2 separate regions of the Homo sapiens genome follow, and region 1 is linked to region 2. Evidence: chromatin contacts called from ENCODE Hi-C or POLR2A ChIA-PET data. All regions are on one chromosome and are shown on one strand. The core of a region is the stretch at or near the end of the contact, and the rest is flanking DNA. Distances in the headings are between cores, read along the strand shown.

Evidence for each region. A loop is a pair of places that touch in the nucleus more often than their neighbours do. ChIA-PET counts read pairs that join two places held with the same protein, here RNA polymerase II (POLR2A). Pooled maps may share reads with other maps.
Region 1: a pooled map shows a loop between it and region 2 (2.1-fold over the local background). The contact joins the enhancer-like site here to the promoter of PRKCE in region 2. A Hi-C loop is called at or near these places in 1 of 50 pooled maps. POLR2A ChIA-PET finds 5 or more read pairs at or near these places in 2 of 52 experiments (BJ and HepG2).

The regions. Positions count from the first base shown.
Region 1 is chr2:46,331,888-46,337,027 of GRCh38, reverse strand. The region is part of intron 1 of EPAS1 (endothelial PAS domain protein 1); the gene reads right to left. Among named protein-coding and RNA genes, the nearest start is that of EPAS1, 37 kb to the right of the region's middle. Within about 2 kb of position 1,552, at least 25 of the 41 ENCODE cell types and tissues checked have a DNase peak (open chromatin) inside an H3K27ac peak, as active enhancers do.
Region 2 is chr2:45,647,600-45,653,420 of GRCh38, reverse strand. It overlaps PRKCE (protein kinase C epsilon), which reads right to left and starts at 1,746. Exons shown (of 15, transcript NM_005400.3): 1 at 973-1,746. The coding sequence starts at 1,320. It overlaps LOC102724965 (a long non-coding RNA gene), which reads left to right and starts at 2,206. Exons shown (of 2, transcript XR_005647119.2): 1 at 2,206-3,456; 2 at 4,038-4,694. RefSeq lists enhancers at 1,068-1,688, 2,177-2,471 and silencers at 1,847-2,316, 2,487-2,586, 3,217-3,316.

The sequences.
Region 1 (5,140 bases), core at 303-2,802, 680 kb before region 2:
CTTAATTAGAATAGACGGTTTCCATCTGGGAAGAGTCACCCTGCGGACACTCAAGGTGTGTGTGTCTGTTGGTGTTTTGTCACCTCTGTGAATCAAATCTGGGGTCTGAACTAGTGCTGCTGACAGCTGCCTGTGGAGTCACCCAGAGCAGCACTTCCCAACCTTTGCTGTGGCCAGGAATCACCCAGGGATCTTGTTACAGTGCAGGCTCAGTAGGATCTGGGCTGAAGCCTGGGATTCTGCCTTCCTAACAACCCTCAGAGGATGCTGATTCTACTAGTCTGTGACCTCACACTTTGAGTAGAAAGAGACCCAGGAACACGTGCGATCTTGAGACTGAAGATGCCATCTGGCAGGGTTAGTGCTGCCTGCTGCCATCCTAATCTGAGGCACGTAAAGTCCAACAAGTCCAATCTTCTCTCTGGCCAGGAAGAATCCTGTTCTCTTTGTAGCTTTCTTTATGGGATTTTACTAAGCCCTACATTAATGTCCCTCTCCTCCTTCAAGTCTTCCCTACCTGTATCATTTTATTCCTTCCTATTTCTTCAAAACCCACCCCTTAGGACCAGCCCAAGCCCTACTTCTTCCAGCAGTGTCCCTGGCCCCTTAGCAACATTCTCCAGGGTACTTCCTGCCCACACTACTCATAGGCCCTTATTAAAGGCCTCCCTGTCTTGGTGGCTTTTCTATGCAAACGTTCTACTCCTATAACTGTGCTGTAAGTACCAGGGGAAGGGCACAGACACAACATCTTCCACTTTCGTGTATCCTTCAGTGGAACCTGGGCTAGGGCAGACAAACTGGGTAAATATTTGCTGATTGTGAAAGACAATCAAAAATGCCCTTTGCTCTTTTCCTTTCCCTCTCAAGGAGGAAAGAAAAAGTGATCCCAGCTGCCTTGGCCTCCATCCCCAGCCCAGCCTTGCTCCTCTCCCAGGCGCTGCAGCTGGGGCGGCTTAGATTTTATTTCGCTCTCTGCAGCTCCTCTTCCCTTCAGTGAAGAGTTAAAGCATCGGGAAGGCTCCTTCCCACTTGGAAATCTCCATTTCCTCCTGCAGCGTGAACAAGAGAACTCTATGGACAGAGGCCGAGTGAGCCAACTGCGCAGGGAGTGAACTCACTCTGAATGGGGCTGTTCTAACACCCGCCAAGTCAAGTCATTAAGATGCCATCCCCGAGGTGCAGCCCCCAGCGTCACCTCTGGATATCCATATCCTCAAGCCCGCCGGCAGAAAGGATGAATGGTGAGCACAGAGCTGGTGAAAGCAAGCTCTTTCATGAGCAGGGCGTGAGAGGACCTCTCCGGCTCCTCTTAAGGTGGGGGTGGGGCGCTTCGGAGTAGAAGTCGTTCCTCCTCTCTCCCACTGCCTCCTCTACCACACCGAACTAAAATTAACCCTCAAATTTACAGGGAGTTACCCAAAAGATTGCTCCACAAAAGGCAACCAAGAAGGGGGCTGGGTAATAACATTAGAAAAAATATCTGCAATGCCAAAAATAATCACTGTGTCATGAGAAAACAGAGCTGGACTGCCTCAGAGGCCAGCACTGGGTATATACAGGAAGGAGGGGGCAGAAATTCCCCTGGCAGTGTCGTCAAACATTCTGGATGGAAAAAGGCGGGTGGGGGGCGGGGGTGCACATAACCGGGACAGACAGTTGTCAGAACTCTTTTCAAGTACAGAATATGATTTTAAGGGTCAGTTCTCTCTTCTTTATTTCAGACACTTTAATTTCAAAGAAAACATTTGTTTAGACTTTTAATCAGGACTGATGCTTGATCACATGCTAATAGTGAAATATCCTAGGATCTGCCTTACTAATCCCAACATGTTGCCAGAACTTCTGGTTCCTGGAATTTAAAGTATTTCAAAACAGCAAGAGAAGGGGGAGAAAGCACGGGATCCCTCACTCTCCTACCCCCATCCTCATAACCCCTTCTCCCCTCCCTATTAAAAAAAGGAAAGCAAAGAAAGAGGAAAAGTGAAAGAGGAGAGAGCTGGTAGAGAATCTGTCCTGGGCTTCCTTTATAAAGAATCCTGATCTGAGGCCTGTTCACATGGTCACATGTCTAGTATTGTGGGATCTGATTCATGCCACAGCGCGAACACTTGCTTTCCCCCAATTCTGCCCTCTCTTGCTCTGATGAGAAGTGAGATGTCTGCGCACATTTCCATTCCTTTGTAAAGAAGTCATCAAAAGCCACAGGAAATGCTAAAAGTCTTTTCCAAATTTATTATCATGCTCTCAAATAACATTGAGCAATTTGGGAAATAAAACTGTATTTTTCCCCCAGCAATGGCTTATTCCCTCTGCTCATTCAATATATATTAATGATTCTCTCTTCCTACGATGGGGCTGTGAGCAGTAGAATGAAATGTGGAACAACTATGCCTGACCTCAGGGAGCTTGCAGAGAGGTGAAGAGCCAAGTCCTGAAGAATGGGCTGAACAGTCAGGGCTGTAGGAGTTTGGGAGGAGAAAGCCTGCAAGGCTGGAGAAGACAGGGAGAACTCTGCTGGAGGTTGGCTTTGAAAGAAGAGCAGGATACAGGGAGGCAATCAGGATGGCAGAGGGATGACAAAGACACACTGGGAATGGGCAGAGGTGCCAGTGGTCGGGAGACAGGCTAGAGAACAGGGAGCAAGGCATTGAGAATCTGGGTGGGGAGAACGCATTCATTAAACAGACCTTGTTGAGTATCCATAAGGTGCCAAGCACACGAAAGGGCTTTAAACAAAAGGACAGGTAGCTAAAGTCAGATGCCCGGATAATTGCCTAGCCTGTTGTCTGATTAGTGGCTGAGGTGCCAGGTGGTGGGCAGTGCCAGAACCCAACCTCCATGCTCCTCCTGCTGGTCATGCTTTGGCCCTGCTGGACAGCAAGTGTGAGAACCCCTCTTTTCTTGGCACCAAAGCCAAGGAAAATGAAACCCTCTGTTGGAAGCTCTAAATATGGCAGCAATTCCTGGGCTGCCACAGGCTGGAGCCTCAGCTCAGTCCACAGAGACCTCCGCAAGGCATTCTTGCTGAACAGTAACTCATAAATGTTACCCATGGGATGAAAAACAAACTTCACCCAGGGCACACGCCTCCTCTGGCTCTGGTGGTGTTTTATTTATTTCCACAGACCTTAGTCCCCATCTTCTGTTTGTTTCCCTTGCCCCTCACTTTCTTTACCACTGACCAAGAATAAAATTTGAGTCAGATCTTGGGGCAAGGAACAGCTCGCCAGCCCACCACTCTTTCCCCAAAACCATTTTCAGCTTGTCGCTCCCCCATTTTAAAATGAAAATTGCTCCCCACCATCCTCATGATGAAGTCCAAGCTGGACGTGCTCCTTGAGGTCTCCCAGCCCTTTCCAAACTTAGCTCCTACGATCCTGTAGCTCCACGCTTACTCCAGCCAGACCACACTATGCCCTGCCACCCCCAAACTCCGCACCCCTTTCTGCTGCCCAGCCATGTCCCCAGTTGATTTGTTCCACCTGAAGTGCTTCTTCCTTTCTGACCTTCTAAACCCTAAAGTTTGAGAGCCAACATAGGCCTGCCACCTCCACAGAGGCTTTTCTGAGCATCTTACCGAGCCTACACTGGTGTCTCCTCCTCACTCCTGCCTGGAACACTTAGACAATCTGTGCTACTTGACTGCAAGGCACCGTCACCTTGTTAGTCCTAGTTTTAAGGTTCTCTGAGGGCACAGGCAAAATGTCAAACCTCTCATGTATCAAAGTACCTTACTCCAACAATAATAGTGTCATACAGCCCTTTCAGTTATGGTATGGTGAGCTGGCATGAAGATTAAATCAGTCACGGTCCCCCAGCTGTGGGGGTATTGCAGAGTTCCAATGCTTTAGTGCTTCCAGTAGAAAGTGGATTAATAAAGGCGAGTGATGGTGGCTATATTCATCACTAGGTTGCTTAACACCCCATGACTCCTCACTGTCCCCAGGAAACAAATCCCTGTATACTAAGGATGTTTTCACACAGAAGTAGCTGGCTGTGCCCGCTGTCCACATCATGGGTGTGTTTCGTGAGCCAGCTGCTAGTCAGCTCTCACTGACACAGGTGAACAAGTCCGGACAAGGGCAGACCCCTCCCCTCCTGACCCGTCCCATCCTTAAGAGGCCAGGGAGGTTTCTGCCTCAGATCCCACCTCCTCGACACTACAGAACAATCTGTTGCCCAACACCCGTGGCCCAGAGCCCTCACCTCACATGTGTAGGTGCCCTGCTTGGACTCAGATTTCTGGCAGAGGATGCCAGGGCTTGGCCAGGGTTCCACCCTTCTGGTGATATAACATAGAGGTGAGAAAATGGGCCAAGCCCCAGGGGGAAAAAGCCACTAACACAAAAATCCTAAGAAACAAAACAAAAATGAAAACCTAATGACATCCCTAAAGATCAGCAAGTGGGGCTAAAGAACAGCCCACACTTTGGAAAAAACACTGTCCATTAGCCCAAACTTCAAAAAGTCCACTCTACTCTACTCCTCCGCCTTTGACTTCCCTGCAAGACACACATCAGACGAGGAGGGGGTTAACAGAACCCAGCTGCCCCTCTTATCTGGCTAGCCTGCTAATGGCGAATCTCTGCTACTGAGGTCCCGTCAGTGATTTCTGCAAATCACTTTTATTAGAGATAATGTCATCTTTACTTCATTATCCAGCCCAGCAGCCAAAGAGAAAACAAGTTGATACACACACACACACACACACACACACACACACACACACACACGTATTTTTTTTTTTTTTTCTGTGAAACACCAGTTCTGTCCATTAACACTGACAGGTGACAGGGAACTGAAACTCCTGGACCATTCTTATAAGATTTTGGTCAAAACTTGGCACTTAACCCTCTTTTTCCTGGGACAAGCAGAGCACACCCCACAGCCTCTTCCCCAGAGCCTCTAAAGCAATGGTTGGTTTCTGTGCGATGCTCATTGCCCTGGCAGCTGAAGACAGGGCCGCTGGTGACACCATGGCAGGCCGGCCTGCACACTCAGTTCTGTCCAGCAGATAAAACAGTTGTATAACACGCAGGCAGGTGAGTGCAGGAGCACTGCTAATTCTACTTTATGCAAAGCAATAATTAACATGTGAGTCAGCAGCAGAGAAAGACTTTAAGCCCGGGGAAAAAAA
Region 2 (5,821 bases), core at 497-2,996:
TAATACCTTCCTTCCAAGAAGAGAGAAAAAAAAAAAAAAAAAAAAAAAAACAACCCAAAAACAAACACAAAAAGCAAAATGAAGGTTTGCTTCTCTCTGCTTGTCCAAGTGCCAAGACTGGATGCATTTGGTTTATAGTAGATTGAGACAAGACCTCTTTCCAAATCCTTAATAGTTTAATAATGGAATCAATTAACAACTCAATCTCATACTTAGAAATCGTCTTTTATTGCACAGTATCTTGACAATCAAAACAGAGAAACAATATAACTTTAAATAAGATTCAAAGCACTGACTTCCAATTACCCACAAGCAGAACCCTTCTTAAAATGCAACATTCATTCTGCATGGATGGGCAATGAATTGGACAAAACAAGCTCGACTGATGTTTCTGGGACCATAGAGGAGACATCCTGGAGGAGAACACATTTTTTCTACTTGTATGTCAGAAGATGAGCTAACCACCATGCAAGAGAATAGAAACAAGCCAGCTTCCTCTCGGAGGGAAAAATAAAGCAACTCCTCGCTCGGCTAAGCAGGACAAAGCCAGGACGTGCAAGAAGCCTTCAGTCAAAGGCTCCACGTGCCTTTCCAAGGACGGAGGGACCCACCCACACACAATCACACACAGCCAGCCCACCACGCGCCTGCGGAAGAAAGCCGGGTCCTCGGCCAACCTTCAGCACCAGTGGCCCAGGCTCTCCCAGTTTGCAAACCTCCCGCAGCACCCACCAACTGGAGGGCACAGAGGGAGCAGAGGGCCACATCCTCTTTCCAAGTCTCATCTTCCTCGCCAATGCCTGTTTCTCCCCAACTATGAAGTGAAGTGTACCTCCCCAAGGAAACTGAGACTTACAGGCACACACACCCCAGTCGTCAATAAGTCCCGGAGCCCTACGATCAAGACCAGCGAGTCTTTCCCCGGGACCCCACAACCGGGTTCCCGGAATGACGGGGAGGCGCCGCACTCACCCAGTCCTCGAAGTGGCGGCTCCCGTTCTGCAGCAGCTCCTCAAACTGGATGGTGCAGTTGGCCACGAAGTCGTCGTAGCCTATGGGGGCATCGTGAAAGACAGCCAGCTCGATCTTGCGTCCGTTGCACACATCGGTGACGAACTCGTCGTGCCAGGCCGGGCTGTTGGTCTTCTGCTTGGTGGCCGTTTGGCCGATGCGCGAGTCGTCCACATTGAGGGCAATGTAGGGGTCGAGAAGGAAAGTCTGCGGCCGGGGTCCCACCGCATGGCGCAGCGACCAGGCTGTGGGCTTCAAGCTCACGGCCTCGCAGATTTTGATCTTAAGAAGGCCATTGAACACTACCATGGTCGGGGCGGGGAGTGGGGGCCGGGGTCACTCCGTCTGCCCCGAGGGCAGGAATGAAGAACCGACGGCCCGGCACTCCGAGCCACAGGGACTCTTGGGTCCCCTTTCGCCCCACCCCGCACACTCCCTACACCTTGTGGCGTTGCGCCCTGGCGCGGGCGATTCTCAGCCAGTGCATGTATTTCCTCGCCGGGTTCCTAACGGAAAACAGGGAGGGGGGAGAGCTGGGGGATGTCCGTGTTTGGAGCAAGTCTCTCCCCCCGACCACCAGCTGCACCTCCAGAAGAGAAGACGAGCTGTCGGCTCCGCTGCAAGCCGCGGGGGCTGCCTCGCCGCCTCGCTGGCTCTCCGGCTCCGGACTGCGGGAAAGCGGGCGCCGCGCCCGGCGCTTACCTACCTTTCCGAAACATAATCCCGGGAAATTTCGACTCCGGGAGGGGGATGGGGCGGTGGGACGGGGCGGGGACGAGAACCGGGGGCGCAGATTTCAACCCGGATCCTCTTCGCACACTCAGCGCCTGCCTCTGACCGCGCGGGGCGGGGGGGTGAACGGAGGGATGTTCAGTCTATCCGGAGGGATGCATGTCGAGAGGAAATGGTCCTCCTCGGAGCCAAATTTTTAAAAATCCACAAGCCCCACGGCCAGCCGGGGCCGCCGCCTCCTGGGCGAAGCAGCGCCGCGCCGGAGCCGGCGATCGGGAGGCGCCAGGAGCCCGGAATCTCACATCCGCGCGGGCTCGGAGTCCGGGCGGCCGCCGATCCGGCTCGGGGGCGCAGGCCAGCACCGGGCGGTGCGCAGCGCGGCGGCGGGGCAGGGACTGCGACTCAGCGCGGCCCCACCTCCTGGGCGCCGGCGCCCGCCCTCCGCGCTCCCCGCGTCCCCGCTCTCGGCTGCCGCTCGCTCGCCGCCCGCCAGCCCGCGCTCCCCCGCGGTCTCCTCTCCCTCTGTCGGTGTGCGAGCGAGTCTCCCTCCCTCTAATGCAGGAAATGCGCAAAAGACGTCAGTGTGTGTGAGTGTGTGTGTGTGAGTGTGTGTGTGTGCACGCGCGCGCGCGCACGGCAGTGTTTGGGGAAATAGAAAGTTTTGCCGGTTGGGGGAGCAATACGGAAAAAGTGAGCCGAGGAGACAACGGTGGAGAGCTGGCGAGGCTGCCCGGGGTCGCAGCGGCGGGCGGGTCAGCCGGGGGGCGGGGACCCCGCGCGGGACCCCGGGGTGCGGCGGCGCTGGGCTGGATGCGCGTGCCGGGGGCCGTGGATGGCCATGGATGGGCCCCGCCGGGCCGCGTATCTCTCGGGGACCCTGCGGCCAACACTGTCTTTTAGAGCCGGGGATGGGGGAGTGGAGGGGGCCCTGTTGCCCTAGAGGCCTCGGGACCCTTCCCTTGCCCACCCCCACTCGGGCCGCGGCGGGCAGGAGCAGTCTGCGGAGTTCTGGCCCATCTGTCACTCTGTCCCGGGACGCTGTGATCCACGGCGGTGGGGGAGGGGGAAGGGGGAGGGACAAGCATGGCTCGGGTGAAGTTTTAAACTCTGTTCTTCTCTCTTGCCTTTCTTTGGGGACATTCTCCCCTTTGGGATCTGTCCTGGACTTCGCAGGCTGCGAGAACTTGTTGACAAGTGAAAGCTCGGTAGAGCCCCGGCTTGGTTTGTGGTCTGCTTATTTTTTGCAAAGTGACTGTTCCTGTTTGCGCTGGTCCTTATCGGTGCCCCTTTGGGGGACTTCGGCACTGATCAGCGCGCTGACAGCCGCCGTCCGGGCTGCGGGAAAATGGGGCGCGCCCTCCGGGGGGCGAGTGGCTGTGTCCTTGCTAATTTCCTCCGTAACCTTTAAACTCTCGCTGGAAGCTACCGCCGCGGCTGGTCACGTGAGGAGAGCCCTGGGCTGCTGGGGAAAAATTTCCTCGGCTGGGAGCCGGGACCGGGCCGGCGGCCGGCGAGGGACTGCCCCGCGCCCGAGACTGGGAACCTGGGAGGGCAGGGCCGGAGCGCTGGGCCCCGGGGCGCGGCCCAGCTGGGACACCCGCGAAGACGGCGGCGGTGAAGAGGTCGGCTCCGCTGCCGGGGAGCTGGGGATTATGCAAATGGGGAAAGAAAACCTCCGCCCTCGCCCTTCTGCCAAGTCAAGTCTGGGAATTTGTAGGTATTGTGGTAAGCTGAGTGTTCATCTGGCGGGTCTGGTTAGTGTAAACCAAAATTTAAAACGCGCCTCCCGATCACTTTTTCCTCAGTGGGTAAAGGTTATCATTGCCTGCGGCTTAAAAGCCTAAAAAGGCTTAAAGGCGAGGAAGGAGGCAGTCCCCTGGAAAAACAGGATATCAAGTGCAGCAAACACGTCCCAAAAATGATCCGAAAAGTTCTAGGGCCATCTCCTAAGAACAGGCAAAGCCTTTGCCTGCAACCGCTCTGGAGCTTCCTAATACAGTAATTTCTCGCAGCCTGCCCTGTTGAACAGGGCAGCTGGGTAGAGATGGTGCTAAGATTCAGTCTTCCGTATGATCTAGGTAGCTCCGATGTAAAAAGCCAGGATTTCAATGGTTGTCTTACCCTGTCACTCCCCCAGCTGGAGATACGATATCTTAAAATATGTCCGTTTGACAAAGCACAAGCAGGGGTATCTCATTGCTGTTTAATTTTTATTTCTTTGATTATTACTTTTTTCCCTTTTGCTTCTTCCTTCCACTCTGCTATTCTCATGAAGCCTCTTTCCCCCTTTCCAGGGCATGTGATGGAAGGCAGTGGCAAATATGGCTTGATCTTCTGAAAATGCATTTGGGAAGCAGAGCCAGCACCAAAGTGAGATGAGTGAGATACTTTTCAGAGGCAAAATGTAAAGGGTACCAATAAACGTAATCAAGATAAAGATTTAATACAATTTTTTAAAAATAAAAATGTGAGAATCCAGAATGGACACAATATCCACATTTTAAATAATTTTAAATATTGCACTAAAATATTTATACTACTGAGTTTATTGGCACCTGTTAAATTTTGTACCTGAGCCGAGTGCGTCACTCATCTCACCCTAGTCCTGATCCTGTTGGGAAGTCTGGAAAGTCAAGGATTTCATGGAGTTAGGGATCCTTGACTAATTGGTGCTTCATATGTTCTCATTACTTGCTTTGGGTAAGTCTTGTACAGGCAGGAGCCACCATGCCCAGCCCCCAAATATATTAAATAGGGTCTGTTACCATCTCAGTGACTGTCTTAAAACAACCTACAAACTTCCAGCACCATTTCCTAGCATGCTGGCTCAGCAGACTGTTACTCCGTGTAAATCACCAGACTGCAATTCTCAAGGGCGACCAATGCTTGTCTCCTTTCCATTACAGCAACTCTTTTGGAGCAAGGGTAATAAAAGACTTTGTCAAACAAAATACATGTTTTGTATTGGATTAATGTTTACATAAAAAGGGAGAATGCTGGTAGTCTGCATGCAAACACTGCTAGTTTCCTGCCCTTATTACCTCCTTATTTCTAAATAAATCTCTCGCCTTCCTACTCTCAAACTTGGCCAAATGAAAAGTTGAATTCCCCAGGGACATCATGGAGATGCCAGGTCCAAAATAACCCCCTGCTCCAGGTTTCATGTGAAAAGAAAATCCCAAGGAGGGGGCTTAGACGGTAAAATTCCAATAGGAAATTATTGCCAGCTTCATCCTTCCCTCAGCCCCTGTCTCCAATCCCAAAGGATAAGACAGTGGTTAGCATATACATTGAGTAAAATGACCTTTGGATTCCAACTATGGCCTAGTTATTTCATAATCTTTGTGAGAAGGAAGAAAATGATACAATAATTTAACAAAGATGACCAAAATGGAGCCTTTCTCCTTTCAAAATTAAGGCTTATGAGAAAAGAATAGAACAACAGATGTGGCCAGGACAGGGCGATCAGTGTTGCAATAGGTCTATGGATGGGAGTGGCACAGAAGAAGGATCACCCCTTTGCCTGGGGAGCCTGGGAAGGCATCAACCAGCAGAATCCTTTGAGCTGAGTCTAGGCTTTCCAACAGGAGTTCTTCCAGCAGCAAAGAGGGAAGGGAAGGGTACTGGCTGCAAAAAGTATAATGTGTACAGGTAGGAAAGCCATGACTCTTCAGGTAAGCGGCCAGGTGTGCCCCACTTGTGGCAGGTAGTAACAGGAGATGAAGTAAGTAGGAACCTGATAGTTAAGACCTCAGAGGGCCTGCAGATGGGTCTCAACTTTTTCCTGGAGAGACACCAAACATTCCAGCGGGCAAGCAGCATAACTAGAGTTAATACTTTACAAAGGCGATTTTGTGATGGATAAATATTTTTCTCTTCTGTAATTTTCCTCCAGAAGGCTCACCTCAAAACAGGGTATTAGACAAAGAGAAGATCCAAGTCTGAAGATGATTTACACTCTGTATAATCAAAATTGAAACTGTCTGTGGATACTGTTTAGATCAGCTGGAGGAAGCGGGGAAGGGGGAGCCAGAACCGTAGACTAGCGCGTTAATATTCATGTCCCTGTTGCTGTGCT